3 separate regions of the Mus musculus genome follow, and regions 2 and 3 are each linked to region 1. A link is a loop called in an ENCODE intact Hi-C map of the cell type or tissue named here. Cell type or tissue: left cerebral cortex. All regions are shown on one strand. Links, peaks and the distances in the headings refer to the core of each region. The heading gives the core; the rest is flanking DNA.

What was found. Hi-C counts contacts between places; a loop is a spot of excess contacts. Peaks named below come from ENCODE experiments on the same cell type or tissue, not always from the same donor. Only the 100,000 strongest peaks of a DNase experiment are listed, where the experiment ranks them.
Region 2: a loop joins it to region 1, with 7 times the contacts of the local background. A loop is called at or near these places in 2 of 42 quality-filtered maps.
Region 3: it touches region 1 in a loop (3-fold over the local background); 2 of 42 quality-filtered maps call a loop at or near these places.

What each region holds. Positions count from the first base shown.
Region 1 is chr4:13,582,638-13,593,498 of GRCm38, forward strand. It overlaps Gm36488 (a long non-coding RNA gene), which reads right to left and starts at 4,340. Exons shown (of 7, transcript XR_001784252.2): 1 at 3,888-4,340; 2 at 1,419-1,626; 3 at 1,244-1,331. Gm36438 (a long non-coding RNA gene) reads left to right here and starts at 2,908. Exons shown (of 4, transcript XR_881134.1): 1 at 2,908-3,069; 2 at 3,909-4,032; 3 at 9,491-9,608. In left cerebral cortex, for the core only: a CTCF peak has its summit at 4,633; DNase peaks (open chromatin) are centred at 4,378 and 4,505; H3K4me3 peaks cover 395 bases.
Region 2 is chr4:13,704,064-13,714,924 of GRCm38, forward strand. No RefSeq gene overlaps it. Among named protein-coding and RNA genes, the nearest start is that of Runx1t1, 75 kb to the right of the region's middle. In left cerebral cortex, for the core only: no CTCF peak of the experiment used is centred there; a DNase peak (open chromatin) is centred at 5,810; H3K4me3 peaks cover 281 bases.
Region 3 is chr4:13,717,011-13,727,871 of GRCm38, forward strand. No RefSeq gene overlaps it. Among named protein-coding and RNA genes, the nearest start is that of Runx1t1, 62 kb to the right of the region's middle. In left cerebral cortex, for the core only: no CTCF peak of the experiment used is centred there; DNase peaks (open chromatin) are centred at 4,733 and 6,328.

The sequences.
Region 1 (10,861 bases), core at 1,376-9,375:
ACTGTGGTGCACATTCTTGCCTCCAATTTTTTCTTGCATTTCTAATTATTTGCTAATGCTAGATTCCTAGAAGTGGAATTAATGGATAGAAGGCACAAATACTTTAAAGCCTTTCAAACAAACTGTGGTATCTGTCCAATTATATAATTAAATATAAAGGGAAATATTGATTACAATATTTAACATAAAATTTAAAAGGTTAAATAGTAATAGATGTCATTTATTAAATTGTTGCTAAAGAATCTCAAAACAAGTGACTTCTGAACATTTCCAAATGTTCTGTGAGTTATTGTCCCAAGGAAACGTACCCTGTGAGTGACTGCTTCCTCCACAGTGCATCAACATACTGAAATCCAGAGTGACTCAACATAGCCACACCCAAGCACAAGTTCCCGAATAATCAAGAGAAAGTCTTCTCACCTTGGAACAATTGTGTTTTTATAAAAGCATCCTTCTTATCTTGAAAGAGAGATATATTACATATCACGTTCAGCCTTTCAAAGTCTCAGAAAGTATGGCTCTGTGCTTTACCTCAAGCAGCAGCAGTCTGAGGAAGGGCTGGAAGCGAAGATCCCCTCTACGTGCAGTTCAGCGAACAGCACTGCCGGGAAACTCAAACTGGGTATCCACCCAGGGACTACTAGAAATTTGGACAATAGGTTTTTTGTTGTTGTTATTGGTTTTTTGTTGTTGTTGTTGTTGTTGTTGTTGTTGTTGGTTTGGTTTGGTTTGGTTTTTTGGTTTTTTGGTTTTTTGGGAACAGGGTTTCTCTGTATAGCCCTGGCTGTCCTGGAACTCACTTTGTAGACCAGGCTGGCTTCGAACTCAGAAATCCGCCTGCCTCTGCCTCCCAAGTGCTGGGAATAAAGGAGTGTACCACCACCACCCGGCCCCAACAATAGTATATTTTTATCTATTTAAGAAAATGGGATTTATAAAACTTCACTCTTCCAGGAAATACCCTCTTAAAATTATATATGGTAATTTTAGATTTGCTTCGCTTTTCATGCTATGAAAATTTACCTCTTAATTAGATGTTTCAGCATTGTTTTCTTCAATAGTCAGTGCCTTGCACATTTTTTATATAGGCTTCTAAAGTTGAACCAACTGAGCTCAAATCACAAATCTGCCATTGACTACCCTAGCAGCACATAGAAAATCAGTTTCCTGTTCATGTCTACGTCTTAGGGTTAGCATGTGGTTATGTCAAGTTATGCTTGTGAATGCTAGACCTGTGGATTACCTGATGCACAGTGCTCACCGATCCTAGATACTGGCAAGAATCATCAAGTGCAGGATCCCAGGAACAGGAGGACACTGATACACAGAACCTGAATGCAAAAAGAGAAAGCTATGTGATCACTCAGGATGGCATGCATTAGATGTGAAGAGAATGTAAAGAAAATGACAAGACTTACATGAAAGACGTAGTTATTGAAGGATGATTTTCATGGCTGGTTTCCTCACTGTGAAGGTGAGGCTTCAGACCCGTGCTAAAGAATGCTGAAGGAAAGCTGGCCATGGTGACACCAGCTGTAGTCCCAGTACTCAGGAGGCAGAGGAAAGCTGATCCTTTTGAGTTTGAGGACAGCTCGGCCTACACAGTGAAATCTAGAATAGCCAGGGCTGCATAGAGATACCCATTTTCAAAAATCACACACACACACACACACACACACACACACACACACACAAATGAGACACACACAAAAATGAGACACACACACACAGAGGGGGAGAGAGACAGACAGACAGAGAGAGAGAGAGAGAGAGAGAGAAATTTGTCACAAAATTTGAGAAGCAATTAAACAATGGAAAAGCAGAGAGGGGCTATTGTTGGGAAAAGTGACTACATCAGTTGGCCCAACAAAAAATGGTCATCTTTAAAGAAACTATATCATGAAGAGTTATACAGAGTAAACCAAGGCAGGGAAGACAGTGATGGGGGATCGGGGAGATGAATCTCCTCTAGAATAAACTGCTTAGGAGATTATTAACTCGGGGTTCAGAGAGGAAGTCTCACTCTATATTCCAAAGTATCCTCAACCTTGCGGTCATTCTACCCCTGTCTCCGACACACTGAGATTGCAGTCATGTGGGACCTACCCAGGTCAGACTGAGAGATCATAAAAATGAGACAAAAACTGATTTAAGTTCTGAAGCTATAAACTATTTCAGAATCAATTCTGAGATGTTTCCTTCCAATAATTATATAGTTAATTTGTGTTTTCCTCCGCTGATGATTATCTCATTTTTACCTACAGGCCAGGGAGACCACCACCACCACCACCACCACCATCACCACCACCACCACCACCACCACCACCACCACCACTACCAACAACAACGACAACAACAAAACAAACACAAGAACACACAAACAAACAAAAAGCTTTATCCAAACTAGACTAGTCAAATAAACTTGGTTTTAAGTCTTTTGTCTTTAAAAAATTGTTAATAACATTTATTTATTTGGTGTGGAAGGCAAGAGGTACCCATATGGAAGTGAGAAGAAAATTTGCAGGAGTCAATTCTCCCACAATTTGAAGATTGAGCCGAGACAGCCTTGGTTGCAAACACCCTTATCTACTGAGCCCTTTTGTCAAATCTCATGTCTTTTTTGAGAGAACTCTGCAAAGTTGACAAAATTCACTTCAAATATTATTCATCCAAGAAAAAAATTTAAGGGGATATATATATGTATATATGTAATAAATTATATATAAAATATGCAAAATATAATATATAAATATATTTTATAAAACAGATACGATATTTGTGTGTATGTATATATATGTATATATATGCATATATACATATATATATATATACACACACACACAAAGGCTTATAAACTATTATACGTGTAGTTAAATGTCTTGTATCCTAAACATTGAGCCTGAATGTGTAGTAGTGATTTATTCCAGATAAACTGAGCAGACTACTTGATTAGCAGATGGCCCACTGTGCTAAGATTGGGGAACTTGATTACAAGCTTTCAGGCATCCTTGAGAATTTCCAGGAAAAGCTCACAGACTTACCCATAACCCAGAGGCAACTCTAAGAAAGGTAATGGAACATTTCTCTTTTGAAATCTTGAGATAAGTCTTTTTCATTTTTTTTTTTATTATATTTGTTAACATATAAAGTACGGGATTGGACTATGACATGGTTCCTCCTGTATCCTCTATACGTCCTCTGTTCTTGTTCATCCCCACTCCTAGCCCCTGACACTTCCCTCCTCCCTTCCCCTGCCCAGCTCCATCTTCCCTTCCCATCCCCAGTGTACAAAGGATTTGGTACTTGGGTGTGGTTCTCTAAGACAACTCTAAAAATAATACAAGCCAATGGCTTTTCAGAATCAGTATAATTATAAACATGAGAAAATTAGTTGATATACAAATATATATATATATATATATATATATATATATATATATGTTTTGCTTGTTCTAAAGGTTTTTAGTAGAATTTTCTTTTGTGTTATGATATCTTCTTCCCTGTAAAGTCTATTACCTTATAAGTATAATGAGGCTGGCACAAGGAAGCAGAGACATGTCTATTTTTCAATTCAAAAATAAGCCTTGTGGGTATAATTCACTCTGTAAGTGGGTCTGACAGCTATTTTTAAATCCTTCTGTTATTGTGCTTACCTGATATTATGAAGCTTTGCTGTTCAATTACTGTTGACCTTAGCAAGTCTCTCTAAGTCACTGAACCTCAGTTTCCTGATTTATAGAAGGTTCGAGAAAAAAAACAACAAAACAACAGAAAGCCAGCAGGAAAATGAGGTGGACACATTTTATCAAATGCTCATAAAGCTTTGTGCTAAATATTAAATGTGGGTAACCACTTTTCTAGCAAGAGTTGCTTCACAGTAAACTTACATGGCTTGCTCCATCCTTTAGGAATGCTCATGTCCAGAGGGATTCTCTTACTTGGATGCATTGCGTGGTAGAACAGCCTTCCCAGCTTCAACGTGCAGTGTGAACTCCAATGACTGTCCTATTACTGTGGCATTTCTCCTCCAAGGTGAGCCTACCCTGACTACAATAACAACGGCCTAATAACTTCTGCTCTCAGAGAATTAATTTATGCTTTAGTAACATCAGTGGTTCCGGAAGGAGCTACGGAGGGCAGGCACTGATCGTGTGTAAAGAGCTTCTTTGTTCTTTGGCGTTGTCCTTTCTCCCATCACTCTTTTCGACCACTCCCTAGTGCTCCCTAGACTCACACAGACGAACACCACGCCCCCGCATTTCCTCTTGATAAAAATCCGTTAGCCCAACCTTGCTCTACATTTTCAGTCTGCCATTTGCTAACATATTACATGACCAGCTGAGCCACCAAGCTAGAATAAACAGAGTGCACTTTAGCATACAGGGATATTTTGCAAGAGATATATTCTCAAGTCTTGGAAACTTCACTGTGTGTTACCATATTGTCTTCCTTCTGTTCCTTCTGTTTCTTAATTTCACACATTACTCCTTTCTTTGAAGAAATTTTCCTCCAATGTGTTAAGAAACTGAGTCATGTCCTAAATTCTTCGGAAAAACTCAAGAGAACGGGAGGAGATGGTACTCCGCAACGTGATCTCGTCTCCCAGTCAGTTCATCTGTTTGGCCGCTGCACCTGAGTTAATACAGACCAAATGGCTCTGAAAATTCTTGTTCCGTGTACAAGTAAACATTATCCCGGGATTCTTTCTCAGCTGTGAGCCACAGTGCAGTCACACGCCAATCATTTTATAGGCACTAGGCTTGTTTCAGGCAGAGTGGTTTTCCAGACGCTCTAAAGCTGGAGGCACCTCAGCTGTGAGAGAACACACCTTGTTCTTGGAGCGGTGGTGAGTGAGGGCCTCACCTGTGGGGAGATAACCTGTATGAACTGTCCCACCGCAGGAGTTGCAGAGAGATAGCCCTCTATTCCGCGGCTCACGCAACCAACACCGACTTCTCAGCCAGATCAAATGTTAACATCTATTTGTTTATCCTAGATGGGTTCCTCTCAGCAAATTGTGTGCTGTGTTGGCCTTTCAGGCTAATTCTGTCACTAAAACATTTCTCTTTAAGTTATGGAGCCTCTCCCTTCTCAGAAATAAGGAGCTGAACTATAACTACAAATGTTATTGAAGCGGTATTTTTTTCACCTTCGTAACTCGGTTTCTAGGCTCTGTTCTGTGCTGTCCTGACATATGTTAATCAATGCGTTTGTTACCACACAGCTTGACGATTGCATTTCTCTGGTGGCTGGCTTATCATCATCTGTAATTATTTCGACTCCAATTAATTCTGAACTTCTTTGCAAGGTTATTTACTGGCTTTAAGCAATAAGACAACATGGAACCTCTTTGATTTCTGAGCAGCTGGTCAACTGCAAATTGAATTCAGTGCCCAGTCTTCTGCCTGGAAGTCTCTTTCAAACTAGTCGTCACTGGCCTGTTTGATGAGGGAGGAAAACGTTTCTAGAAAGATAAGCATTCTCACAATGACATTGTTTTGCTTTATTTGTTTTAGTTTTGAGTTTAGCTTCAGTTTAGATTACTTAGTTTTAGTTTTAGACAGGTATCACATAGCCTGAGCTGGCCTCAAGCCCCTTATTGCAGTAGAGGCTGACTTCATGCTTCTGCGATCTTCCTATTTCCACCACCAAAGGGCTGAGAACACAGGCATGTGACACCCATGATGACTTTCTTGAAGAGAAACACTGAAAGGAGTGTTTGAACTGGTAAGAGGAGCAGAGGAACAGCAGAGTTTGAGGTACGTCCATTGATAAGCACAAGAGACTCTGCCACTCTCTCTGGGGACACAGAGAAAGAAAAGCAACCTGCCCAGGCTCGGGTCCAGCACAGGATCTCTGACACCCTCAGGTCCTCTCATCATAATGGCAGTTATTGTGGGTAAAGCTTGTTATCTCTTATAACATAGATAGAGGGAGTCCCAGGGAGGGTAAGCAAAGACTACTAGTGACATCAGAGAGGTCAGAGGCACCAGCCAAACTGAGATTCAGTCTTCTGGCTCATACAACTAACTTAAGGGTTAGTAGATGAAAGTTGATGCAGTTTTAGGCTGGGGATGTAGGTCAGTGGTAGACTGCTTGCCTTGGATATACAAGTTCCCAGGATCCATGTCAGCATTGCAAAAAAATTAATAATAATAACGATAATTTTAAAAATAATTTTACATATTCCCATGTACAAGCAAGGGAGAATAATGATGCTTAAGTATGCAAAAAAAAATCAGAATGAAGGATACAGAGCCAAAACCTACATGAAAGACATTCAGTAGCTAAGAGACAAGAGTAAGCTATGGCCACGGAAACTCATATACCTTCTCTCCTCTCTTTAGAGTATTTAGAGATACTGTCTGTAGTAAATTCTCAACTGCTTTCTCATGTTGTAAAAGCAGAATGTGATGGTTGTGCTCTAGGAAAAAACATACAATATTTATAGAAACAAGATAGCCCTGAGCTCATTTGCATCCGAATTTCCACATATAGGGTGACCCCATGCCTTACAGATTGTTTGGAGTAAAGGAAGCTGAGTTGTGTTTTGTTTAATGGGGCAGGGATGCTTGTGTGTGTGCATGCACCTCTGTGCACATGTATATGGTTGCCAAACCTCAACCTTAGTGTCATTTCTTTAGATGCTATCCACCTTGGGTTTGGTTTGATTTTGTCTCTTAGACAGTATCTCTTATTGTTTTAGAGTTAGCACAGTAGACTAGGTTAGCTAACCACTGAGACCAACAATCCATTGATCTCTCCCTCCCCAGTACTGGGGTTACAAGCAATATGTCACTATATCTGACTGTTTTATGTGTGTCCTGGGAATTCTGCGAATTCTGGGAATTCTGGGTCCTCAAGCTTGTGTAGCAGGTACTTAACCTACACAGCATTTGCTATTATTGTCGTAATCATCCCAACCATAAGAGTTCAGGGAGGGCAGGGAAGCTAAGTGCCTGCAAAGATCTTGGGGCAGACTTATCTCTGAACACATCCACAGCAGAAATTTCTGACCTTAAGTGGCATCTGCATCGAGAAACACTTGCTTTGGCAAAGATAAACAGCATGTGTGTTACAAATCAAGACATTTCCATTCTGACACCCAGAAAATCAGCAATAGCATATGCAGAGAATCAAGACTTTTTAGAAAGAGCTATTGAAGTAAGGACAATGAATCTGTAAGTATAGTTTCTCTACCCTGGTATGCTGAATAAGCATCTTGATGTCTCTCCCACACCTTAGCTTTCATCAATAAATAAGAACCATTCTTAGAATTGGGAACAAAACACCCATGGAAGGAGTGACAGAGACAAAGTTTGGAGCTGAGATGAAAGGATGGACCATCTAGAGACTGCTGCACTCGGGGATCCATCCCATAATCAGCCTCCAAACACAGATACCATCACATACACCAGCAAGATTTTGCTGAAAGGACCCTGATATAGTTGTCTCTTGTGAGACTATGCCAGGGCCTACCAAAACCAAACACAGAAGTGGATGCTCACAGTGAGCTATTGGATGGAACACAGGGCCCCCAATGGAGGAGCTGGAGGAAGTACCCAGGGAGCTGGGGGGATCTGCAACCCTATAGGTGGAACAACAATATGAACTAACCAGTACCCCCCGCCCCCGCCAGAGCTCGTGTCTCTAGCTGCATATGTATCAGAAGATAGCCTGGGAAAGAGAGGCCCCTTGGTCTTGCAAACTTTGTACGCCTCAGTACGGGGGAATGCCAGGGCCAAGAGGTGGGAGTGGGAGGGTGGGGGAGTGGGTGTGGGAGGGTGGGGAGGACTTTTGGGATAGCATTGGAAATGTAAATAAAGAAAATACCTAATAAAAATATTAAAAAAAATACACAAGCTATTTCCCCAGTAAATCATGCACCAAATAGTCTCTTAAGTGATGCATAAAAAAGAAAGAAAAAAAAAGAAAGAGAGCCACCTTCCACTGAACACACTGCTGTAATGATTTCAAGAGTATTTGAAGTGCTTACAGGGCAAGGAGCTGTAGACCTGTAGTATCTAATACAACAAGACCACATATATAGCTAGAAATGGTCTACTTGGCAACCCGTGTTTGAAGGGACAGAGCCATAACCAAATGGCTCAGTAGGTAAAGGTACGTGCCACCAAACCTAACACCCAGTTTGATTTTTCCAGAACCCACATGTTGTAGAAAGAGAATAAATCAGCCTCTAAAAGTTGTCCTTGAACCTTCACATATGGGCCATAGTACATGTATACACACATACATACATACACAAAATATATACATATATATGTATATATATACACATAGATAGATAGATAGATAGATAGATGTGCATGTATGTTTCTTTAGAGATAAAAGAAAGTGGAAAAATATCTTGCTTATTCTAGTAAATATAAAAACCTATCATGGGGACTGGAGAGAGAGCTCAGCAGTTAACAGTGCTTGTTGCTCTTGCAAAGGACTCAGATTCTGTCCCAGAACCCGCATGGTGTCTTATAACTATCCAGTTCACAACTGACATCTTCTTCTGACCTCCATGGGCACCAGGTACTCCCCTAGTACACAGAAATGCATACAGGCCAAAGTATCATACACACAAAATAAATCTTACTCATTTTTATTCTATCACATTAACATGCGATAACTGTTCAAAATAACCAGTGAGGTATTCTGTGTCCTTTTTCTAGTATGTGTTTTCTCCTTCCTCTAGATCTCAATTCAGGCCAGTGGGATTTTCAGCACCCAACAGCCATAAGTAGCTGATGTCATAGTTTCTGGACAAAGAATGTAGGTGTAGACCTCAAACTAAACCATGTTCTCTTCATTTCCTCAGGTGCAAACAGCTTACTAGTCAGCCTGCCGTTCCTCCTGCCATCGGCCCTTCAATCATGCAGACCCCTGACACGTGCAGAACGGGGTCTCGCAACCACACTCCAGTCCCAGTTATATTGCATTCCCTGACTACACTGTCCGGATTTAACTGAATTCGAAATTAACTGTACTTTATTTTTACACTAAAAGCCTTGTTGTCTAAGAAACAAACACAGCAAGAAGACAGGTATTTTGGTTGCATCTCTCTAGCAACTTCTGTATGGAGCATTTTCTAATAGCTATGCAATAAATTCTGATTACCCAGGAGATCTAGTTATATTAATATATTCCTCCTTATAAGGAAATACTTTGAAGAAGCCCAGCATAAGAGCCCAGCACAGTCACACAACTGATAGAAAACGATTAAGCTCTGTTGGTGGCCATTGGTGCTTATGATTAATGTAGGTTTAATCATTAGCGTACCATAAGAATTCAGATCTTCCAATTTGCTTTTCTCCCCCTCAGCTGAAACAAATGAATTCTCTTCTCTGTTAGTGTTTTGAATCTTGCCAGTCAAAGAAAGTTTTGAAAGGAATATACACGTGTGAGATGTCATAATGAAATACATCATTTTGTACAGTTAATTCATACTAATAACTATGTGGAATGTTAAATATTTTTAAAGGGTGTGCAGCTGAAGACAACGATGCCTTACATTTGTAATGCTAAAGCACAGAAGGCTGAGGCAAGAGGATTCCCTGAGCTTCATCGTGGGTGCAGAGCCTGTGCTGCACGGAGAGGCGGTGAGAGAAAGGAACAAGGTCTATCTATGTGTGACGATTGTTCCCTATTCTTTAGTGTGTATAGCAAAAGGTGTAAACCTGGGTGATATGCTGCACGTCTTTCTCTAATTCTTTTGAGCTGAGTTCACAGAGAATTCATATAAGTACATCTCTAGATCTCAGGACTGTGGAGACACCGAAGTCAGTGTCTCTCATTAAGGCAGATACTCTCTGGGTGGCTTCTGTCTGCAGGATCTAAGCCCACTGAATAAAGGCAGCTCTCCTTGGAGACAGGCAGGTCTTTGAGGGGAGCACCAGCAGTTTGTGGGGAATGCAATAATGTCTGATTTAGTTTTCCAATTTAGAAAAAAAAAAAGGCAAAACAAAATAAACAACAACAGCAAAAACCACTGCCTTCTCAGGAGAGCTGCCTATTTTGTGTGGTTAGTTGGTGTTTAAGAAAGGTCAGCGTAAAGACGTCTTCTACCCTAAAACATGTATCTAGACAATAGTGGTTGTGCCAATTGATACAATGGAGTCAGACTCTTGCACCCTCCTTAAATGTCACCCACAACTTTCTGTCCCCACCTCACACACACACACACACACACACACACACCATCGCATCACGTCTACCCAACAACTATTGGCTAGGACCCGGAAAACAAACATTTTTCTGAACAATGTACTTTGGGGCAGGACCTAGAAATATTGATCTATTTAAAGTCAGGAGAGGCTAATGAATTTCAATTCATCTGGCCTCCTAATGGGGGTCTTGCAGAGGCTGGACCACCTATTGATTAACCTGTTTAGTATCTTAAAGCCAGTGATTCAACATGGATAACACCCACCCCATCACCTACCCTGAAGAATAATGACATTGTTTGTTTTACACACACCAGGAAGAAATATCTGCTGATTCCCTGGGTGGCAAAGGTACAGCAAGGGTTCTCCCTCTTGCTCTCCTGTAACAAGAAAGCCAGTCCTCCTGATGATAGGGTCCGCCCCCTTCCTGCAGGTAACTGTCAGTCAGGGGGGGTGTGAGGTATGATAATTCCATCTGTGCCCTTCGGACTGTCAGCAGCATTGTTCTGCGCGGTGTGCTATGGATTGTGAAAAACAACCAGAACGGATGATTTTGCGTAATTGCTCTGACAGAGACTGATTACTACAGCAACAACAGTCAGTTATAGCTAAGGAGTGGCCTCAGCATGGTGTACATTTGATGTGGGGAGATGAGTGGGGGTAGAGGAAGGGGAAAAGCTTTAAAATTT
Region 2 (10,861 bases), core at 1,066-9,065, 120 kb after region 1:
ACACGCATTCTAACTCGCACAGGTGGAGAGCAGTAAAAAGAAGGAGAAGCATAAATCCAGGGCCCCTTCCTGCATGAATGCATCCCAAAGCACTGGCTTGGAAGGGAAAACCCCCGGAACTCACTGGAGGATGCGTCTTCACCATGGGGAAAGCCGAGCAGGTATTTGAATAAATGGGTCTGGAATAAGACAGTGCAGTCTGCAATGAAGCAAGGATGAGAGAAGGCCTTGGGAATGACTTACAGGAAAGGTCCAGAAGGCCTTGCTTGAGACGTGACTATCGGCTCCGGCTATGTAGGGTCACATAACTGTTTCTTTGGAACAATATGAACAAAAGTCTGATAAAAAAAAAAGTCAGGCTCAGGCAAGAGAGGGGAATAAGAATAAAGCAGAGCCTACAGCACAAACAATTCTTGTCAGCTGTAGTAAAGACAAAGCAAAAATAAATAAATAAATAAATAAATAATACAAAAATAACTAACAATAACATACAAGCATGTTCGTGGTTACCATCTGAATCTCAAATGTTCTCCACAGATACAAATTCTGAAGCATGAGTTCCTGGAACTTTTCGAGAGCTTTTGGAAGGGTGTGGAGCCTATGGGAGGCTGGACCAGCTGGCAGAAATAGGTCACTGGGTACAGAGCTTTGAAGGTTAACCTCTGCTGTGGTCATGACAACATTCTCTGTGCCATCCCACTATGATGGAATGAGATCCTTTGGTACCAGGAGCTCAAATGAACTTTAAATTCATTTGACCTTAAACAACTTATAAGTTGTTTCTGCCAGAAACATATTTTATGGGAGCGGTAAGAAAATGGCTAATACACTCAATCTGGATATATCTGACTTAGCCACAAGATTTGATCCTTCATTCGCCTTTATAAGACCAGAGTCTAATAATCAGTAGATTCCCCAGGAATCATCATCCAAGTCAGCTGGACCACAGAGTGAAGGTAAGACATGAAAGGCAATGAGGGAGTTCTCCGCACCATGGTGTATTCCTTCACAAGTCTGAAGTGGTCAAAAGTAAGTCATTTGGAGGATGGTGGCTTTAAGGATGGTTGATCATTTATATTGTTATGATGAAGACTAGTAACAAAAAGATACCTTGGAGAAGTTATATATATATATATATATATATATATATATATGTGTGTGTGTGTGTGTGTGTGTGTGTGTGTGTGTGTGTAATCTCCCAATCACAGTGTGAAACTGGGAGAATAATACAGGAACTCAGACAGGGCAGAATCCTGGAGGCAGGACTTGATGTAGAAGCCATAGGGGATCCATTACTCCCCATGGATTGCTCTGCCTACTTTCTTATGCACCCCAGAATCGTCTTCTAAGAGTGGTACTGCCCACAATAGAAGAGCTACAATTAAACAAAGTAGGCTGGATTATTTGAATTTCCTTCATCATGACATATGCTACAAAGTACGTTTTTTTGCTTCAAGGTTCTTGTAGCTGTTACCCCCCTCCTTTACCCCCCCCACACACACACACTTTACCCCACACTCACACTCAGCACTCAGACATCTGTCAGATCCCAACGTCCACATCATCCCTAGGAAAGCAGCTTGACAACACATAAAGATCAGTGGATGCAAGTCCTTTGGAATGGCCTTTTCTGGTTCCTGCTACCTGTGATGGCTTATCTTGGTTGTCTACTTGATAGCAACTGGAATCAACTAATGCCCAAGAAGCTGGGCTCACCTGAAAGGGGTTTTCTTGATTGGATCATTAATGGTGGGAAGCCCTGCCCTAAATCTGGGCCATACCTTCTGGTGGATGCCTACATAAACACAACCTGGAAGAAAGATGGTTTTGTTTTTTGCCTGTGTAATTCCGTTCTTATTGTCAAGTTCATGGATACTATTGCTGAGACATCCTACCACCACTAGTAATAGAACCTACTTTTTCAGGATTGCAACCTATATTAAAGAGCAGTTGAGGCATACACTTTCACGAAATGAACAACTATGGCCTTTATTTTTTTTCTTTTTTTTATTAAGTATTTTCCTCATTTACATTTCCAATGCTATCCCAAAAGTCCCCCATACCCACCCCCCCAATCCCCTACCCACCCACTCCCCCTTTTTGGCCCTGGCATTCCCCTGTACTGGGGCATATAAAGTTTGCAAGTCCAATGGGCCTCTCTTTCCAGTGATGGCCGACTAGGCCATCTTTTGATACATATGCAGCTAGAGTCAAGAGCTCCGGGGTACTGGTTAGTTCATAATGTTGTTGCACCTACAGGGTTGCAGATCCCTTTAGTTCCTTGGGTACTTTCTCTAGCTCCTCCATTGGGGGCCGTGTGATCCATCCAATAGCTGACTGTGAGCATCCACTTCTGTGTTTGCTAGGCCCCGGCATAGTCTCACAAGAGAGAGCTATATCAGGGTCCTTTCAGCAAAATCTTGCTAGTGTATGCAATGGTGTCAGCATTTGGAAGTTGATTATGGGATGGATCCCTGGATACGGCAATCACTAGATGGTCCATTCTTTCGTCACAGCTCCAAATTTTGTCTCTGTAACTCCTTCCATGGGTGTTTTGTTTCCATTTCTAAGAAAGGGTAAAGTGTCCACACTTTGGTCTTCGTTCTTCTTGAATTTCATGCGTTTGGCAAGTTGTATCTTATATCTTGTGTATCCTAAGTTTCTGGGCTAATATGCACTTATCAGTGAGTACATATTGTGCGAGTTCCTTTGTGATTGGGTTACCTCACTCAGGATGATGCCCTCCAGGTCCATCCATTTGCCTAGGAATTTCATAAATTCATTCTCCTTTTATAACAAACAGGAGACAGCCATTGTTAGACTAGCCAGATCACAGTTCATAAGCAACTCTAATACATCCTGTTTAATGTTTATATAAATTCTGTTCCTCTAGAAGGCTAACTAAAAAAACTATACTTGTCCCTACTCCATTTCAGCTTTGCCCAGTTACCAAATCAAACAGCCTGACATCATAGTTACCTATTCTTTCAGCCCTTATCAAATTACCAGCAAATCCTATTGGTCCCATCTTGAAAGTGTGGCCAGAGTCTCCCTACCTTTTAATGCTCTTTGTAAAAAAAAAAAAAAAAAAAAAAAAAAAAAAAAAAAAAGTTGTGTATGAATTAGTGTTTTGCTTGATACATGCAATGCACTCAAAAACCAAAAATAGTGTCAGGACCCTTCTAACTGCAGTTTCCAATGACTTTGAATCCCGGTGTTGGTGCTGAGAATGGAACAGGGTCCTCTGCAAGAGCAGAAGTAAGTGCTCTTACCCAGTGAACCATCTGTCCAGTCCCATTCATCACTCGATTATAGTGAGATGAGTGTAAGCTCTGCCCTGGTGTCTATCCCTACCAGCAGCCTCCTTGAGTGGCCAGATCAACTATTTGGCAAAAACAAAATCAGAATAGCCGATGCTCCCCCTTTCCATCATGCACAGCTGTGTGTAGAACAGAAAGAAAAGTATTTACCTTGATACATATGGCCCAGTGGGAATGGGCCCTGCTCCCCTAGGTTCGCACCTCCCATCTATTGTGACATTGGAAGTGCTATCCAGCTCCACCGGGCTTTGACACACTGAATTCTTTGAAGTGCAGGAGATGGGAAGCACTCAGAAGCAGCAGCATCTGCTTCTGGAACACACACACTCTCTCTCTCTCTCTGAGACCCTCTGCCCTCCTCTTTCCTAGCAAGCTTTTTCCCATGAAGCAACTCATAGAGACCAGAATCTCTGCTTCTCAAGGCACATCATAAAAAAAGCCTTTGTCTTCAAAGTAAACCCTACACAATCTGGAAAGGTCACTGTACTCTCCCATGGAAACCTTCATTCTAAACATCCCTGGCCTCCCACCCAGGAGAGAAACTAGTGACAAGGAAAACCCACAGGACTCTAAGTAGACAGCTCTTGCCCAGGTCCCACTCCTGGGCTGTTACCATTAAACCTGTCTTCTAATCACACTTCTACAAGCTGACCATTCTGCTTCAAGCCTAAGCATAAAACAGAGGACAGTTTTCGCTGGGTCTTCAGCTCTTCATTCCCGAAGGCCTCTGTGTCATACAAAACCTTGATTAAATAAGATTATGCTTTCCCATGGTTAGCCCATCTTTGTGGGTCACTGTATTCTTGGACTGTTGACCAAAGTGCTCATTATATGTGAGGAGTGTCACCATACTTCCACCAGAGACTTTGTCTGAGGAGTAAGGTCTAGTACCAAGGTTGTTGCACACCTAAAATTTACAGCTGACATCAAGACAAGAGGATGGCAGGTTGTGAGACCTAGTCTCAAAAAAAAAAAAAAATGGATATGTAACTCACTCTGCGGCATGAGGCTTTCTGAAAGAAAGAAAGAAAGAAAGAAAGAAAGAAAGAAAGAAAGAAAGGAAGGAAGGAAGGAAGAAAGGAAGAAAGGAAGAAAGAAGAAAATCAAATAAGGTAAAAAAGAAAATCTAACAATTGGAGCCTCTCTGAAGGTTTAAAAACTCAATCTTGGTTTTATTCTTGATATTCAGACTTCATTGTAATTAAAAATCTTTATGTCTCACAATCATTTTGCACTGGCGAAGTTTTATGTATTTAATGAATGAATCCCTCATCAGATTACATTTCAAATATAAAGGCAAAACCAATAGGGACAATAGATGGTGATTTTTAAAAAATTTTTACTCCTTCAAAGTCAAAACATACTTAGTAGGGAAATTAAATGGTATTTTCCAAAAGATCAATGAAGGTTGCTGTCATCTGCTAGGACATTAAGGCAACCAAGACTGATAGATATTCTGAGCATTGAGGAGTTGTTCTTGTGCATGAAGGCAGAATTATAAATGGCCTGGTTTTCCCTATATCTTCATAATTAGCAGAATAATTATTGATCAGCACAAAGCACATAGTCTCTGGAGGCATGATTTGTGCAAGTGCTCAGCTTTTTTAAGAGCCTAAATCACAGTCATCAGTATTTAAAAGTGAATTGATAGTAAATGTGGTATAATTAATGTACCTATTCTATTTCTGGGACTACATCTTTTCGTACTAAATATGCCATTCATTTAGGAATGAATATAAGAGTACGGTGGTAACAGAATGGAAACAAATTGGGACTTCCTTTTTCCCATGACAACCCTTGCTCCTAACTTACCCAGAGTTATCATTACCCAGAGTGACTGCAATGAATCCTGATGTGGATATATGATACATAATCCCTGTGAAAGGGTCATTCCATGCCCAAAGGGGGTCACAACCAGGTTGAGAACTGTTGGTCTGGATGAAGCACTGAAATGTACAATGGGTCCCTAGAATGGGTCCCCAATGCTGGTCTCTTTGCCCTCTTGGTTCCCCAGGTTTTTCTGCTTCAGCCTGTGTCACAATGGACTGTCACCTGGAGGCCTTGTGTCTCTCTAAGGTCTACAGTGTTGGAGCTGGTCTCTCAGTCTGAGGGTGCTGATGGCATCCTATTTTTAACATCTGAATAACATCCAGACCAGGGTCGGGAGTGACACTGGACTGTTGGCTGTCTCTGAATTGCCTCACTCTCTGCTGTCTCCAGCTGTCTTCACGGCACTTCCATTCCTGAGGAATCAACCCCTGTACTCATTTCCTCTACACAACACATTAACTCCGTGAAAGAAAGAACCTAGCTTGCCGTACTGACTGTTTTAGCCTACTCACTCAGAAAGTGCTATGTGCGGTCTAAGTTACAAATGCTACTGGGAATGAATGCGTGGGAGAAACCCGCATTTGTTCTAAATGTTACCAAGCGCCAGAATGATGCGTAGAGCTTTTGAGAACACAGATCCCCGGCCCCCTCCTGTTCCTGATTTGGAAGATATGTTTGGAAACTCCAGAGTTTTTATTTAGAACAGGTCCCTGGGAAGTCCAGATGCTGCTAGTTTACCAAGGACACTTAGAAAGCCATGACTCTCCTGCGCAGGCTCACACAGGAGCCAATCAGAATGCCTACACCTGAGTGACTCAGCAGCATCAATGGGCGGGAACAAACCCCTGAAGGAATAACTTTAAATGAGCAAAGATATATGTGGCTCTCAATTCTGGAAGTTTCTCTTCACAGCCCTTGAATCCATTATTTCTTACCATATGACAAGTCAGAACCCCAAGCTACGGGGCATGACATGGAACAAAACAGCCTACTTCATGACAGACAGGAAGCACGGAGTAAGCAAGAGTGGAAACAGGAAGGAAGGAGGTAGACAGGAAGGAAGAAGACATAGCTGGGAATAATTCAGTGACCTACTTCCTATAGGTAAGCTCCCTTCCTAAAATCTCCAGCACCTTTGAAAACAATGCCTCTAGCTGGGACTTGAGCTCAAATACTAAGCTTTGGGAACATAATGTATTCAATCCATACTGTGACCACATCAAATGTTTTCCAGGAAGCCAGGAAAGTGCTACCAGTTTTCCAAGGGTTTACCAGGAATAATCATTTAATAATCAGTCAATTAAGTCATTATTTTACTTAAAAAAAAATTGTTCCTTTTTAAAGTTAAATGCTGAAGAAAAGATTGAACACAAAATATATTGCCAAACTTATGATGTGTCTTCTTTAATTGTCTATTTTAAAAGAGCATCAAAAAAGGAAGCCCTCTGGGCAATAGTAGTACACGCCTTTAATCCCAGCACTTGGGAGGCAGAGACAGGTGGATTTATGAGTTCGAGGACAGCCTGGTCTACAGAATGAGTTCCAGGACAGCCAGGGCTATACAGCAAAATCCTGTCTCGAAGGAAACAAACAAACAAACAAACAAACAAAGGAAACCCTACAAAAATATCAAGAAATGTTTTAATTTTCATTTTAAACAAACATGTGAACAAAGAAAAGATTGTTCCTCAAATACATATATAAATTAATTTGATTATTTGTAATTTTTGTTGTGAGACAAATAATGACAAATTAAGGGTGATGAAGGTTGGGTGTGGTGATCCATGTCGATTATCCTAGAACTTGGAAGCAGAACCAAGAAGATCAGAAGTTTGAGACTAGCCTAGGCTACTTAGTGAGTAAGAAGACAACTAGGGTAAACGAGACCCTAATTTTTAAAAAGTCACATACAACCCAGATTCAGTATACTGTCTATCTAGCATTTGGAGTATAATTCACTGGGGTGGTATGATTAGATTGAATGTTGTCTCCACATTGGCTAAATGAACAGAATTTATGGCTAGACGTGGTGGCACAGGCCTTGAATCTCAGTACTTAAAAGGCATAGCTCTGTGAGTTTGAGGCCAGCCCAGTCTATATAATGAATTCCAGGACACCTGGAACAATATAGAAAGAACCTGTCTCAACAACAAGCAGGCAAGCAAACAAACAAAGAAAAATAATCTAAAAATATAAAAGAACAGAATTCATATCTGTGTTATCCTACAGAACACCTCCAACACCAAACTCTGTATCTAGCATAGTGTAGGAACTCAATACCTGATGTCTAAAGGGGGGGGGAACCCTAAATTATTATGGACCCACTTGATTTTCAATATATATAGTTTTAAAAAAAGTGTAGTTCTTGTTGGTTTATCATAGCTCACTATTTCCTCCATGTACTATGTTTTTCAGTGAAAAACAATCTTATACCTAGCAAGGATGGAACATGTTGACAAAACTCTAGCTAGTAGGGGTTTGGAGAACATAAAGCTATTAGCATGGGCTGTATCTCTGAGGGCTTATGAAAACACATAATCATGTTTTCTCACAGGAAATTAAGAATACTCTAAGGGAGCTACTCGTTGGTGGAGTGTTCCCTCCTCTTCCAGAGGACCTGAGTGGGTCTCAGCACCCCTGTCAGGTGACTCGGAACACACTGTATCCCCTGCGACAGGGTGTGGACACCCTCTTACCGTATCAGAGGTCTACAAACCAAGTTTCAGAACAGCCAAAGCTAGATAGTGAAACCCTGTCTTGAAAAGTAAATCTGCACACATGTTGCATATACTCACACAAATGCACATACTCATAATTTTTTATAATTTTATTTTCATCAGATTAGTCTAATAAATATCCATTTCTTGATGGGTGGTGGTGGCATATGCCTTTAATTCCAGCACTTGGGAGGCAGAAACAGACAAATCTCTGTGAGTTCCAGGTCAGTCTGGTCTACAAATCGAGTTCCAGAACAGCCAAGGCTACACAGTAAAACCCTGTCCTGAAAAATTAAAAAAACAAAACAAAAACAAAACAAATAACAAAACACACACACAAACTAAACAGAGAGAGAGAGAGAGACAGACAGAGAAAGAAAGAGAGAGAGAGAGGGAAGGAGGGAGGGAGGGAGGAAGGAAGGAAGGAAGGAAGGAAGGAAGATTCATTCATTCTATTTCCTGCAGCCCACAGAATCAAAGGCCAGTTCAATGGACTCTGTTGTTAAAATATATCTCAAATGTGATTATTTTTCACTAGTTACATCGTGCTAGCCTTAACCAAAAGCATAGTCAACTCTGACCTGTGTATATTTCCTGCTTCTACTAAGGCTTTCTTCTTTCCATGTAGCCAAGGCTGGCCTTGGAACCCTGGATCCTCCCAAGTGCTGCTGTAAATTGGATTTGCACCAATATGACAGGCAGAGAAGGAGAGATAGAAGAAGGAGGACAGGGAAAAAGAGAAGAAAGAAGAAAACAAGAAAAAAAAAGAAAAGGGAACTTTGGAACTTATAAGGTCCCATGATTTACCTATAATTCTAGAATAGAACCGAATTTCTTTGTCACGTGTGATATTCAACTCCCTTCTCTGAAATGCCTTTTTCACAGATTATACTCAGTGCACACAGTACTTGTTAGGGCTTATAGCAGCCAGCAAGCACCTCTCTGCTGCTGGATAGGGCCTTAGAATCCTGACTACGGCTGTATCCCAGTCTTAAATGGCTCAGGTTCCCCGTCAGCATCTCCTGGCTGAATGAAATATCAAGTACAAACTGGGATTCAATCCAACTTAACAATAGAAGAAATTTTCCTTACCAGCTTCCCTTTTTCTGCCCTAAATTCCTCCTCAGGGGATTCTTGCCCACACCACATGTACACACGTGCTTACATGCTCAATAAATTAGTATGTTGCTGTATTTCTTACATCTCTATGAATGCAAGAATGTTGTGCTATTATGCAAGCCCAGTGTGATATAAATGACTGAAAATCACTTCAAGAGTTATAGTTCCCAGGCTTATTCACATTTTAACAATGATCTTAAACTAATAAAGCTAAACTCCTAAAATGTAGTGTTTAATGACTACAGTTCCACTTATAATTAGAAATTACTGGAAGCAATCTAAATGGCCAGAGATGACTATTGGGTAAATAGGATTTTTCAGGAGCTGGAGAGATCATTCGGTAGTTAAGACTGTTTGCTGTTCTTCCAGAGAACCTGATTTTGATTTCCAACCCCCAAACTGGGTAACTCAAAATCAGATGCGAAACCAGCTCACCAGCATCCAAAGCCCTTTTCTAGCCTTTTTGGCCACATAGATGTATGTAACTGTTTGGGTTTTTTGTAAGCTGGCTCCAGCTCCCCAGTAAGGACACTAAGACTTATTTCTGTATTTGTGCCTAGGCCTTAAGCTAGGCTTGCTCCTCAACTAGCTCTTAACTCATTTTAGCCCATTTATACTATCCCATGTCTCCTCAGTCTTATACCTTTTTGCATGTGAAGTGTTCATGTCTGTTTGGTTTTGTTTTCTGTACTGTTTGTTTGTTTGTTTGTTTGTTTGTTTTTGAGACAGGGTATCTCTGTATAGCCCTGGCTGTCCTGGAACTCACTTTGTAGACCAGGCTGGCCTTGAACTCAGAAATCCACCTGCCTCTGCCTCCCAAGTGCTGGGATTAAAGGTGTGTGCCACCACGACTGGCTGTACTTTTTTTCTTGAGACAGAATGTCTTACAGTTCTTGGCCTAGATCAGGTTAGCCTTAGGCTTAGAGATCTGCCTGTCTCAGCCTCCCAGTTGCTGAAATTAACAGCAGCTTCATTCATGTTTATAATACTAGTATTTTCGAGGCTGAAACAGAAGAATGGTCATGGCTTGATGTCTATCTTGCCTATTATTCAGTGAGTTTCAGGCCAACCTAGGCTGAAGAATTAAACCACGTATCAAGGCAAAAATATAAAATGATGGATAGACAGATGAGACATTGGAAAATATTAAGTACCACAGGTCTGAGAAAAAGATGAGGTTTTAATATCATTTCTGCAACCGTTCTGTGATTGAAGTTATTTCTGATGAAAGTTTCAAGATAAACAGTGCCTTTTAATTAACACTTCAAGCATTAGATGGTAAGACAGAATGTTGATGGATATGATTTGGGCACCGACAGACGGGAAGATGCATTGATAGAATATTAATTCATGCATGTTCTCATCCCATTGCCTACTGCATGGACATAAGCAGTAAACTTGAAGGTAGTAAATAAATTATAAGCTGAATTGAGAAAAATGATAAAAAGAATACAAGAAAGGGATTTGAATAGGATCACCAGAGGGCCCACCCTAATAAGGTCTTACACAAGCACCTGAAGAAGTTCTTGGAGCTAGAATGGGAGTGGAGGGTGCTCACAGAGAACCTTCCAGGAAGACAGAAGATGGTGGCAGTTTGCTAAATATATGAAAGTCTCTATGTGATGGGAAAACCTGACATTTAAATTTCCCAGTTTCTCTGGTGTCAGTACTCCTGCCTTGGCTCATGGTCAGTCACTGGTGGTTGCACAACTACCTAGCACAGTTCCTGGAACTTCACTAATCCGTTTTCTCAAGCCAGCATGAGTCTAAACACCAACAGCAGACCAGAAGTCCTGAGAAAGATGCACACCCTATGCCTACCATAACCGGCCAAGGAAACCCAGCAGGTGTGAGCTACCACAGAGCTTACGATGT
Region 3 (10,861 bases), core at 990-8,989, 130 kb after region 1:
TGTTTAACTGTACTCTGTATTCATTTGCTCAGATTTTAAAGTTACAACAATAACAAAAAGCAGTGTGCTTTGCAAAGCGACTATGCTCAGTGTCACAAAGCAACTCCAGAAAGAAAGAAAGAAAGAAAGAAAGAAAGAAAGAAAGAAAGAAAGAAAGAAAGGAAGGAAGAAAGAAAAGAAGGAAGGAAGGAAGGAAGGAAGGAAGGAAGGAAGGAAGGAAGGAAGGAAGGAAGAGAAAGAAAGAAAGAAAGAAAGAAAGAAAGAAAGAAAGAAAGAAAGAAAGAGAGAGGGAGAGAGAGAAAGAAAGAAAGAAAGAAAGAAAGAAAGAAAGAGAAAGAAAGAGAGGAAGAAAGGAAGAAAGGAAGGAAGAAAGAAATGATCGACTTTCCTAAAACATTCATCACACAGTCCTTTGTGAGAGTTCTCTGGACAACCTACAAGCACATGTATCCTGTGCCTCAAAGTAGCACATCTTCAGAAAACATAGAAACCCAAATCACTAGCAGGTTTTGTGGCGGCAGCTTGGCCAAGAAGGCTGGCTGGCCCTTCCCATATAAAAAGTTTGCAGATGACACATGGTGGCTATAGTGTGCGCAGCCGTAAGGGTTGGAGGCAGTCCAGCAGGAGGGCTCATCTGTGAGCGGCAGCCGTGATGGAATTGTCTTTGCGTTCAGTTTCACTAATGTGTGCTTTTATTTTACTAGGCCAACCATCAAACGTTCCTCTTCCTCCTGGAGACCATTCCTTTTGGTTTTCGTATCACTTTGGGCCTCAAATGTTAAACAGTTTTAGACAAACAGAACCACTTCCTGCCTTTTTCCTCCACTAGACTTTGAAGTGTCTCGTGTAAACCTCACAGTATTTTTTTTCCTCATTTTTAAACAAGAAAAATAATTTATTTTTATAATCATAGTGGATAAATTCTAGAAAGCAGGGTCCTCTGTAAATTCTCGTTAGTGAGCACAGAAACCATAGCTTTGAACCAAGTCACAAATATACCAGGGTAGCTAGCAAAGGATGTTTAAGGCGATATACATTTAAGTGAAGCCAGTTTCCTTGTGGTTTGGGTTCTTCATTAGTACAAATCGAATATAATTAAGAGTTTGTGGAGTTTCCTCTAACCCACACGCCTATTACATCCACTGAAGCATCCATTAAACTAGAAGTCATAGACATTACTTTGAATCTGAAGGTCTCCTTCAAAGTCTTTGAAACTATGTCCCCAGTCTGCAGATGAGAGATCAGGGTTCAGACTAGCTTGGCTTGTCTGAGAACAGGGACATAGCCACCTGCAAAGGGGGAGCATCTTTCTGTTCTCTTCATGGGTGCTATTCCCATGATGGTGTCCTGTCGTGTTTCTGTTAATATTGATGAAGACAGACTAGATGTCTCTGAGCAATCAAAATGGTGTGAGTGACCATAAACTGAAGAATTTGTATAGTAAGTTAATTTCGAAATTATGTTCTGTCAGTATTCTCCAGCACCTATAGGGATCTCTTCCTTCATCTGCTATAAGTTGTCAGCACATGTCATTCTAAAACACCTGGTTGGGGAAGATCTTATAGAGAATGGGAATAGAATTTCGGAGAGCAAAATGCAGGCCGTGCTTCCTTGGACACTGGATTCTGTACCATCTTCTCATCATCTCAGAACTACTTTGAGTCTCTGCAAATTTGAAGAAAAGGATAATTTCTACCTAAAATATACATAGACCACTATATAATTATTAAAATACACAATTCTTGGAGACACACTATTAAAAACTAACTATGTTCTAGAGAACAAGTATATACCATAATTATTCAAATAGGCAATTCTTGGAGACAGACAATGGAAAGCAAGCCAGGTTCCAGAAAATAAGTGTACTCAGGCTGCAGGCCTCATTCCATGTTACACCACCCAGCGAAGCCCTGGCTTAAGCAGGGCCCAATCCACCCATCACATGATGATTTGGTCAGTTCACAGAATTCTCTCCACCAGTAAGCATCGTACCACCACGCCTCCTTCGGTCATATAAAATTAGATCTATTTCTAACATGTGTCCCAAGGGTGATTCAAAGTCATTACATCTCTGGACCTTATTTAGTTAACTTGTTTTGAGGACAGGGTGTTGCCCCTGCCTCTGGCTCCCACGTGCTAGAATTACAGGCATCTAGCATCCCATCCGGTTTCTCCTAATCTTCATAGCATTTCTACTTAAGAATTGACACAGGGACCGAGGATGGAGATGGGTGGGTAAAATCCTGGCGCCGTATGCACCAAGCCAATTCTGTCCCCAGCATCTTATAAACAGAGCCTGGCGGTACACATCAGTAGCCCTAGCTCTGGTATTGTGACACAGTTTCCGCCCAGACTGAAACATTCTATCCTAGGAGGAGGCTCCTGAGACTGAAGAAGTAAACAGCCTTATAAACCCTAGAAAGCTGAAATTTACAGGACTCACAGGGCCCCTCCCTAAACTTACAGAAACAGTTTAAACTACTGCAGAGAGGGTTAGCTCTGGCCAGGCTAGCAGCCTCCTGGAGAAGAGTCTCTGGTGTGTCACACTGCTGGCAAGTTGTCAGAGAGGTCCAGGGGTGCATCTTTTGTGAGTCATCACCCATGCTGGGTGCACACTGTATTTGACTTGTTTCTGTTTCTGAATGTAACACAACACCCAAAGTCCTGGACTTAACTCCTCACCCACATTCTTATCCCTGACTGCAGCAAATGCATTAGTTCAGGAAGTTGGATTTTCATACAACATCGCTTCCACCTGTCCTTTGTTCCCTGCCTGCGTAAGTTGATGTGTGTCTGCAGAGGAAAAGTGTCACACAATTCTGGAGAGATAGATGATCAGAAATTCAAGATCGTTTTTTTGCAGGCAAGCTGGACTACATCAAACCTTCTCAAAAACAACAACAAATACAGCTGAAGTGATAATGCTATAAGACAGAGAATGATATTCTAAACACCGAAACAATGAAATCGTATTAATATCAAGACAAAGCCAATGAACGTCTGTACTTGAGATGACTGGCTTCCTCAAAGTGGCATGAACTGTCTCCTGAAGGATGAACCGATTTTCACACCTCAGGAGATGTTCTGTTGGCTCTGCAGAACAAGGTCATCTGAAGAAAAAGCAGAGGTGAAGATGAGATAGCCTGGGCAGAGGCCTAAGGAAAGTATGCCAGGTTTCTGTGTTGCTATGGCAACCAAAAAACCAAAACAAGCAAAACCAGAAGGAACTTAGGAGAAGAAAAGTTTCTTTGGACCCATGATTTCTGAGAGATTTTTCAACTCTCCCGATTGACAGGGTTAACATGGTAAGTATTTCAAGCGAGAACCTATGTTGGCCATTTCAGATTCAAACCACAGCACAGGTAATGAAGGATAAAACACCAAGAAAATTATAAAATGCACACCACGTCTATAAACTCTTCTCTCCCTTTCATTGTCTCTCTGTCAGTGTAGTGTTTCTGTATCTAAATATCCAAGGCAAGATACTTTCTGAATAAAATGGGTTGATTTGTCTCATGTTTCTAGTAGCTGGAAAGCTCAAATGGCCAAAAGCCAGCATTTGCCAATCGTCACTGGTGTCTCTGTCACACCATGACAATGAAGAAGCAAGAGATACAGAAGATAGAGAAGGAGCCAAGCACATGGAATAGCTACAATTATAATCATTCAATGACTCAAACTTTAATTTGGAAATGAGAACTGTCAGTCCCACCCACAAAGCTTGTGTTGGTCAGCCCCCCAAACCTCTATACCAATGATTGTCAACTTTCCTAGTGCTGCGACCCACTAATACAATTGTATTAAATATAACTATTTAATAGTGTTGTGATGACCCTTATAACTTCATTTTTGCTACTGTTATGAATTGTTATGTAAATATCTGATATGCAGGGTCTGATTATCTGCCCCCACGGAGGGTCAGGACCTACAGGTTGAAAAATGCTGCTCTACACCCAAGATGATGATCATGTCAAGAGAAAAGCTTTCTACGGCTCATGGTTTCAAAGGTTGCAATCCATAACTGGCTGGTCTTTTGGCAAAGCGAAGTAGGAACACATGATAGAAAAACCTTTTACTACATGATCAGGCAGCTAAAAGGAAGATCCAAAAACAGGCCCTAAAGTCCCCTTCAAAAGCATGTCCCCAACAACGTGTAAGTCTCGCAATAGTCTCCACCACTTCCCAGTAGCCATGGCCAGGGAATCAAACCTTTATTACATGGACATCGAGCACATACTAAAGACTAGAGCTACAGTGCTACCCTAGTTCACAAAGATCCACCAACTCTTAAAACTATCACATCAGGAGCAGAGCTTCCAGAACGTGAATTTTAGGGAAGAAATTCAAACCATAGCATTTTCTGGTTTTCTTCTGGTTAAGCTCCAACTTAAAATGCACCTGGAAAGCTAAGAAGAAGCCCTGGGAGGCCCCAGGGAGAAAGAGAGTAAGAATACACTGTAGCACAAAGGAATTACACCACTTGCCTTTTCCTTTAGAATTGGCCTGAAGGTCCTTCCTCATTGTTCTGCTGTGAGTTGTTTTACCCTGCCTTCTGTGCTGTGATAGAGCCACCTCAATGAGACTGTTACTACACTATGAATCAATAGACTGCTGCCTGTGGACGGGCAAGCATACCTCTCAGTTACCTCCAACCGGGAGTTGTCTATATCTGGATCTTCCTCAGAATGATTGTTAGAAAACCCGGAGCCAGGCCCCCGCTCAGTCTTTCTTTGGCTTCCTGGATGAAACCATTATCTCATGCTTCATATACATTTCCACCATTGCCATCTGCTGTGAGGTAATAGCAGAGAGGAAACCCTTACCAGAGCTGAGCTGATGCAGGCTTCATGCCTTTAAACCTCTAAAACTGTGAGATAAAGAACTTAGTTTCTTGTGGGAAAAAAAATTTGACTTTCGTGTAAGGACTATGTAACAGAGTATTTGGATAATGCTGCAAATGTCTTCTAAGAGAATAACAAGAGTCTTAGCAGCTGTAGGCAACTAGAGGTCGATCTTGCCATCACTAACTGTGAGGAGTGGGTGTGGCAGCAGTCCCAAAGGCGCCAGGGACTGCAGCTAAGTCGTATGACTTGCACCTGACTTCCTCATATAAGCCACAAACATCTTGAGAGCTGCGCAGGTGTACCAGGATACCGGTGAATCCATTTTGATGGAGATATGCCCCTGCTGCCCTGATTAGCTGAAGCTGCGTGCCTGGTGAGGTGGCGTGGCCTGCTGTGCGTGGATGGGAACTGAGAGTATAAAAGAGTGAGAGGCCCAGGGTTCGAGGGAGATATAAACAAGGGAGATATAAACAAGAAGAAACAGGACTGAATAAACGTGTGCAGAAGGATCCTGTTGCAGCGTCGTTCTTCCTGGCCAGTTGGGCGCGCGCAAGAACTAACATCCAGATTTGGGTAACTCTTTGTGATAGGTCAGAAATGAGTACTGTAGGAGGTTTAAGCCGCACCCTTGGCCCCTGTGTGGTACCATGGCTGCCAATACAAATATCCCTTTCCAACTCTAGCAAACTGAAATGTCTCCAGCCTTCGACAACTAACCCTTGAGAGGCAGAGTGCTCGTTAGCGATTGGCATCTATCTATAACCAGGAAAGGGCTACATCTAAAAGTGTAAAGTAGGATCCCTGCTCAACAGCACACAGCAATCATCTCCTGGACTCTCGCTCCATTTTGTAATCATGGGTAACAACCATTGTTTCTGGTAAGCCCATTTCTTACAACATGTGAGCCTTCATCTGTGCCATACTGGTTTTTTCATAGAAAAGACCACTGGCTTAAAGGTCAAAGGATGGAAGAAGAGAAGACATGAAAAGGAAGACACTGGCATGTCTTAATTCTGTTTTTAATATTAAAATGACCCCTGTTTCAATAGAAAGCTGAGAACATGGGCGCTGGAGAGGCAGCTGAAGACACCTGATGCCACCGGCAAGCTGATTTCTCAACTGAAAGGAAAACAAAAGATAAACAGGAACTAAGGTGAAAGACAGAAGTTGAGCCAACAGCAGGCACCTCAAATTGTATCCTTTAAAAAGACCCTACACTAAGAAGTGTCCCTCCCATGCCAGAGGCGGAGTGTTCTTGTTACCAATTGACACCAAAGCATGTCACAGACAAGACATAGGAACGTTCCTTATGCCTTGACAATAAATTCAGCCTCTTTTCCCATCTTTTACACAGTTTCTGCACACACACACACACACACACACACACACACACACACGTCCCTGCACCATCCTCCACACCCCTCTCCTTGGATCTGTCCCACATGGTGTCTTACAATTGGGCCTTGAAAAGTTGAGAGTTACAGCCAAAAGCAGCAAGAAAATGCCACAGAACTGGCAGTGTGCATTGTGGAGGGAGCCAGAGCATCTGCTTGGGAACAGGGCGATGAAGCAGAGCCACAGGGAGAAGAAAGGCTATTAGGCCACCAGCAGCCAACGGGGAAGAGCCACGGGAACCCAGATTAAAAGTCTGAAAAGCGTTGGAACTCAAAGTAAAGGATCAGTGGAAAGTGGCGCTAAAGCCAGCGCTGGCATATGGAACCACTTGAGGGGGGTTGTAGTCAACCCAATAAAATCCTACACAGAGCCTGATGTGAGAAAGGCCAGAAATGATTGACACAGGGGTCTGAAAGCACTAAGAGCTGTGGCAACAGTGAAGCAAAGGGCCTGAGCCAGCAGGACAGACAGCGAAAGCAACCATGGATGCCAGCTTCCGTAAAAGGCAGAGCTTTCTCATGCCAAGTCGTTTTCTTTGGTATTCTCTGGATTCTTCAGTGGGTCATTTTTGGAGAATGGGCTGCTCCTATATGCTCTGGATCTTTCTCTCTATACTTAACTTCCTACCACGCGTATGTGTGTGTGCATTCGTGCACGCCCGTGGAGACACACACGTGCCCACATGAACATAACTCACTAATCTTATATATAACTTTGCCTTATTCTTTACTGTTTTTCACAGGCCACATTTCACTTTCCTCACAGGTTAATAGAGAGAATCTTCTCTTACTTAGCAGACTGGATAATTATTGGTTCACCTACTTTGTGCTTGGTGTTTGTTAAGACATCTGTATTGAGCTCGGAGTGACGAGCAGCTAATGTTCTCTAAAACCCGGTGTCTCATGACTCACCCATATTCTATTCCATTGCCATGTCTCTGCTGTTAGAAATGGATGGAGTAGAGCAAAGTCTTTGGTTCCTAATTTGTAGGACAGCAAGTATTTTATATGCATTCACCCTTCAAATGCCTTGCCTTATGTGACCCTAACTTTCCAGTGCTACAAAGTACAGTAAACAGTTGTTGTCAGATGTAAGTGGACTGAGGATCCTCGTGATGCCTCTGTCATAGATAAGCATTTCAGAGAACTTCCTGATAACATATGAATGCAGAAAAGTCAGTAGTAGTGGTAGAGCCCAGTATTGTAGTTACTTAAAGAGAATACTCCTACAGCAGATATGTGGCCTTCCTACAGTTTAGATGAACAGACTATAGACCCCTGGGAATGAGGTGAATGAAGAACATAGTGAGTAATCCCTGCCTGACTGTATGGAGAGAGTTTCTATTTCAGGAAACAGACATAATCTATGCTTTGAGTAGAAGGCAAAGGAAGCTGGTTTTGCTTTTGTTTTTCCCTTTGGAGGTGTACATTTTCATTGGTTCTTACTTATTAGAAGAGACATAATTGAAGCTTCTATTCTTCTTTACAGGTGTATTAGAAATGTTGATTCCTTTAGTTTTTAGTTGCCCGAATGTTCGTGGATATCTTCTAAATGTCAGGGGTGTTCCCAGGTTTCATTTCCTACCCTTTTCTTAGTAGAACCTGGATTGCTTTGGGCATCTTTGGGTTCAGCCTCCAACTAGATGTCCAGCCTAATCAAAGTTCTCTGCCTGTCTCAGAGTCAAGAGGTAGACACCCAACACAAGCTAGACCAACCCATTCTCCAAGGCTTCCCTCTTGACATGAGAGAAATATAGGTAAGAAAAATCCAATGTTGTTGAATCACTGGGGGAGCAGGACCTGCTGGAACTCTGAAGTCTTCCCTGTACTCTACCTCAGCTGAGAATGATCAGAATCCAGACTTCATTTGTCTTGGTCCAACCTACTATGGTGACCCTTCCATGAAGTCTGGCTCCATTTGGAGAAATGAAGAGGAGGGGAGCTAAAAGAGGGCAAGAGAGCCTCCCTCAAAAGATGACCATTCTCAGCTGAAGTTGGCACTGACACTGTTAGTGCATGTAGCCCCATTGCCTAGAAAAATCTGGTTAAAATTAAATAATAAGTTAGTATCAGAAAGTGTAAATTTGTATGTACCTTGTCAACTCTTAAAGCAATAACTCCTGATTATATCTTAATTCTCAAGAGGTTGTCTTTCCTTCTGGTTTTGTCTTTCCATACCTCTATTCTGACAGGTGAAGAAGATTGTAAGTCAAAGAATTATTTAGCCTCAAAGAAAATATTTAGAAACAACTCCACTTTTTTTTTCTTTCAGTGAAGCTAAAAGAGATTATATCATTCCATAATGCACCAGAGGACAAAAAAAAAAAACAAAAACAAAAACAAAACAAAACAAACATGTGAATGTTTTAATGAAAACAAAGGAGATGAAATCTTTTACAGGGGGTTTTGAAGCTTCTTATTAACTTTAACTGGTTCTATGAGATTATGAATAAAGCATTTATTTCCTTCATGAAAATTAATGTATATGCTATCTTTCGTTGTTATATTTTTAAGTTTTTATTGAAAGAAGTCACAAATACAAGTTTCTAAAGCATAAACTGAGAATTTATCAAAAATGATAAATCAGAGTTCATACTGCATAATGCACATTACGTCAGACATCTCTTCCCTGTAACAGGACACTGCGAATCCTAAACTAAATCCAAAGTCTCACCTGAACAGATAATTACATGAAAACATTTATTTAGATGTTATAATTTCTACTCTCCTTTTGGGGGATGCTTTGGTTTGGTTTAGTGTGTTTTGAGACAGGGTATCTGTGTAGCTTGGGCTGTCCTGCATTGTAGACCTTACCCCTACCTCCCAAGTGGTGGAATGAAAGATGTGAACAACCGCCACCCAGCTTCCACTCATTCTTTTAGAATTTAGTCAGGAAATCTTGATGGGTTTTTCCTAAAAATTCAACACTTGATATTAATTACGTTGGGGAGCAAAAACCAGAATGTGTAACAATGTTATGGGGTATTTACTAGGCAATTGCTAATACGTTTAGTGTTTTCAAATGTTATTTTCCCAAGTCCTCTCTTAGAAATCATCTGTGTCACCGTATGCAGCTAATTTAGAAATAATAGTGGTGATCTTACTAGTAATTTCATAAGGTGTATTTTATTCTTGTGTAAATGATGTTGGAGTTTGATGATAGCTATAAAAAGAAGACAAGGGCAATAAAGGTTATCTTCATGTTAGCCGTGAAATATTGAGATTTAAACTCAAGTGCTGGCTGGCAAGATGGATCAATGAGCAAAGGTGCTTGTCACCACACCTGAGGCCTGATGTTTGAACCTGTACTTACACACACACACACACATATACATGCATAGGCACATGCACACACGCGCGCGTGCGCGCGCGCGCACACACACACACACACACACAAACACACACACACACTCGCACACAGGCACACGCACAGGCACACACACACACACACACACACACAAATAAATAGATCTTAATAAAGGAAGAAAGGAAGGAAAGATGGAAGGAAGGAAGGGAGGGAGAGAGGAGAGGAGAGGAGAGGAGAGGAGAGGAGAGGAGAGGAGAGGAGAGGAGAGGAGAGGAGAGGAGAGGAGAGGAGAGGAGAGGAGAGGAGAGGAGAGGAGAGGAGAGGAGAGGAGAGGAGAGGAGAGGAGAGGAGAGGAGAGGAGAGGAGAGGAGAAAGTGACTGAACTTGGCTTTGTTCCAGTTAGGATTTATTTACAAGAACAGGTTCAGGCTGTAGCTAACTGCTTCTATCTTCCTACACCACAACTTAGATGTTACCATCTGCCTAACCGCACAAGTGAAATACTGTATTTGGTGCTTTTATTCTAAGATCCTTTCCCCTTCCCCTCTGAATGACTAGATGCAGAAACAGTGTCTGGAGTAGAAAACAGACTGGGAGTCTGGTTCAGTGCAGTCGGCTTTTGTGAGGAACATCATAGTAACTGAAGTGGAAGGAAATGCTTCAGGTTAAATCAATGGTTCTTAAGCTTTCTGGAACAATGACTCTAAGAAAATCTAATGACCTTCAATGATTCTCTCTCAAGAAGTCACAAGTAAACTTATATACTCTCAATTGTGTACATAAATTCAGGAGTTTATGAATTTTAAGCACATATAAAGACATATAACATGGCAAAGAAACCTGGTTTAAGACTCCAGAATTGAACCTTGAATCATTTTGTTATTGTTATTGTTTAGTTGTGATTATAGTATACTAATTAGTTCTGATTAAAAAAGGAAATTATTCAATACATATCTGTTTTAAATACCTCTCCCCACGGCACAGAGAACCGCCACTGCTGCTGCTTGTCTTTTTCAAACAACATGTGGGTCTCAGCTCTTGATCATTTTAAAGCCAACGTTACTCAAGTTAATAGAAATTTTTCTTCCTGTTTGTGATTGTGACTAAAAATAATTCTCTATGATTATATGCACACACCCCACATTGTATGCTTAGCAAGGATTTCCTTTGGCTTGCTAGAGAGTAAATTAATTATAGAGAAGAAAGAAGAGAGTGCTAGTCCTGGACCCAGTGCAGTTGGGAACTGCAGGGACTGGAGAGTTAGAGTTAAAATCTCTGATTTCCCATGTGATCTCTAGTTAAATTTGAAAGAGAAA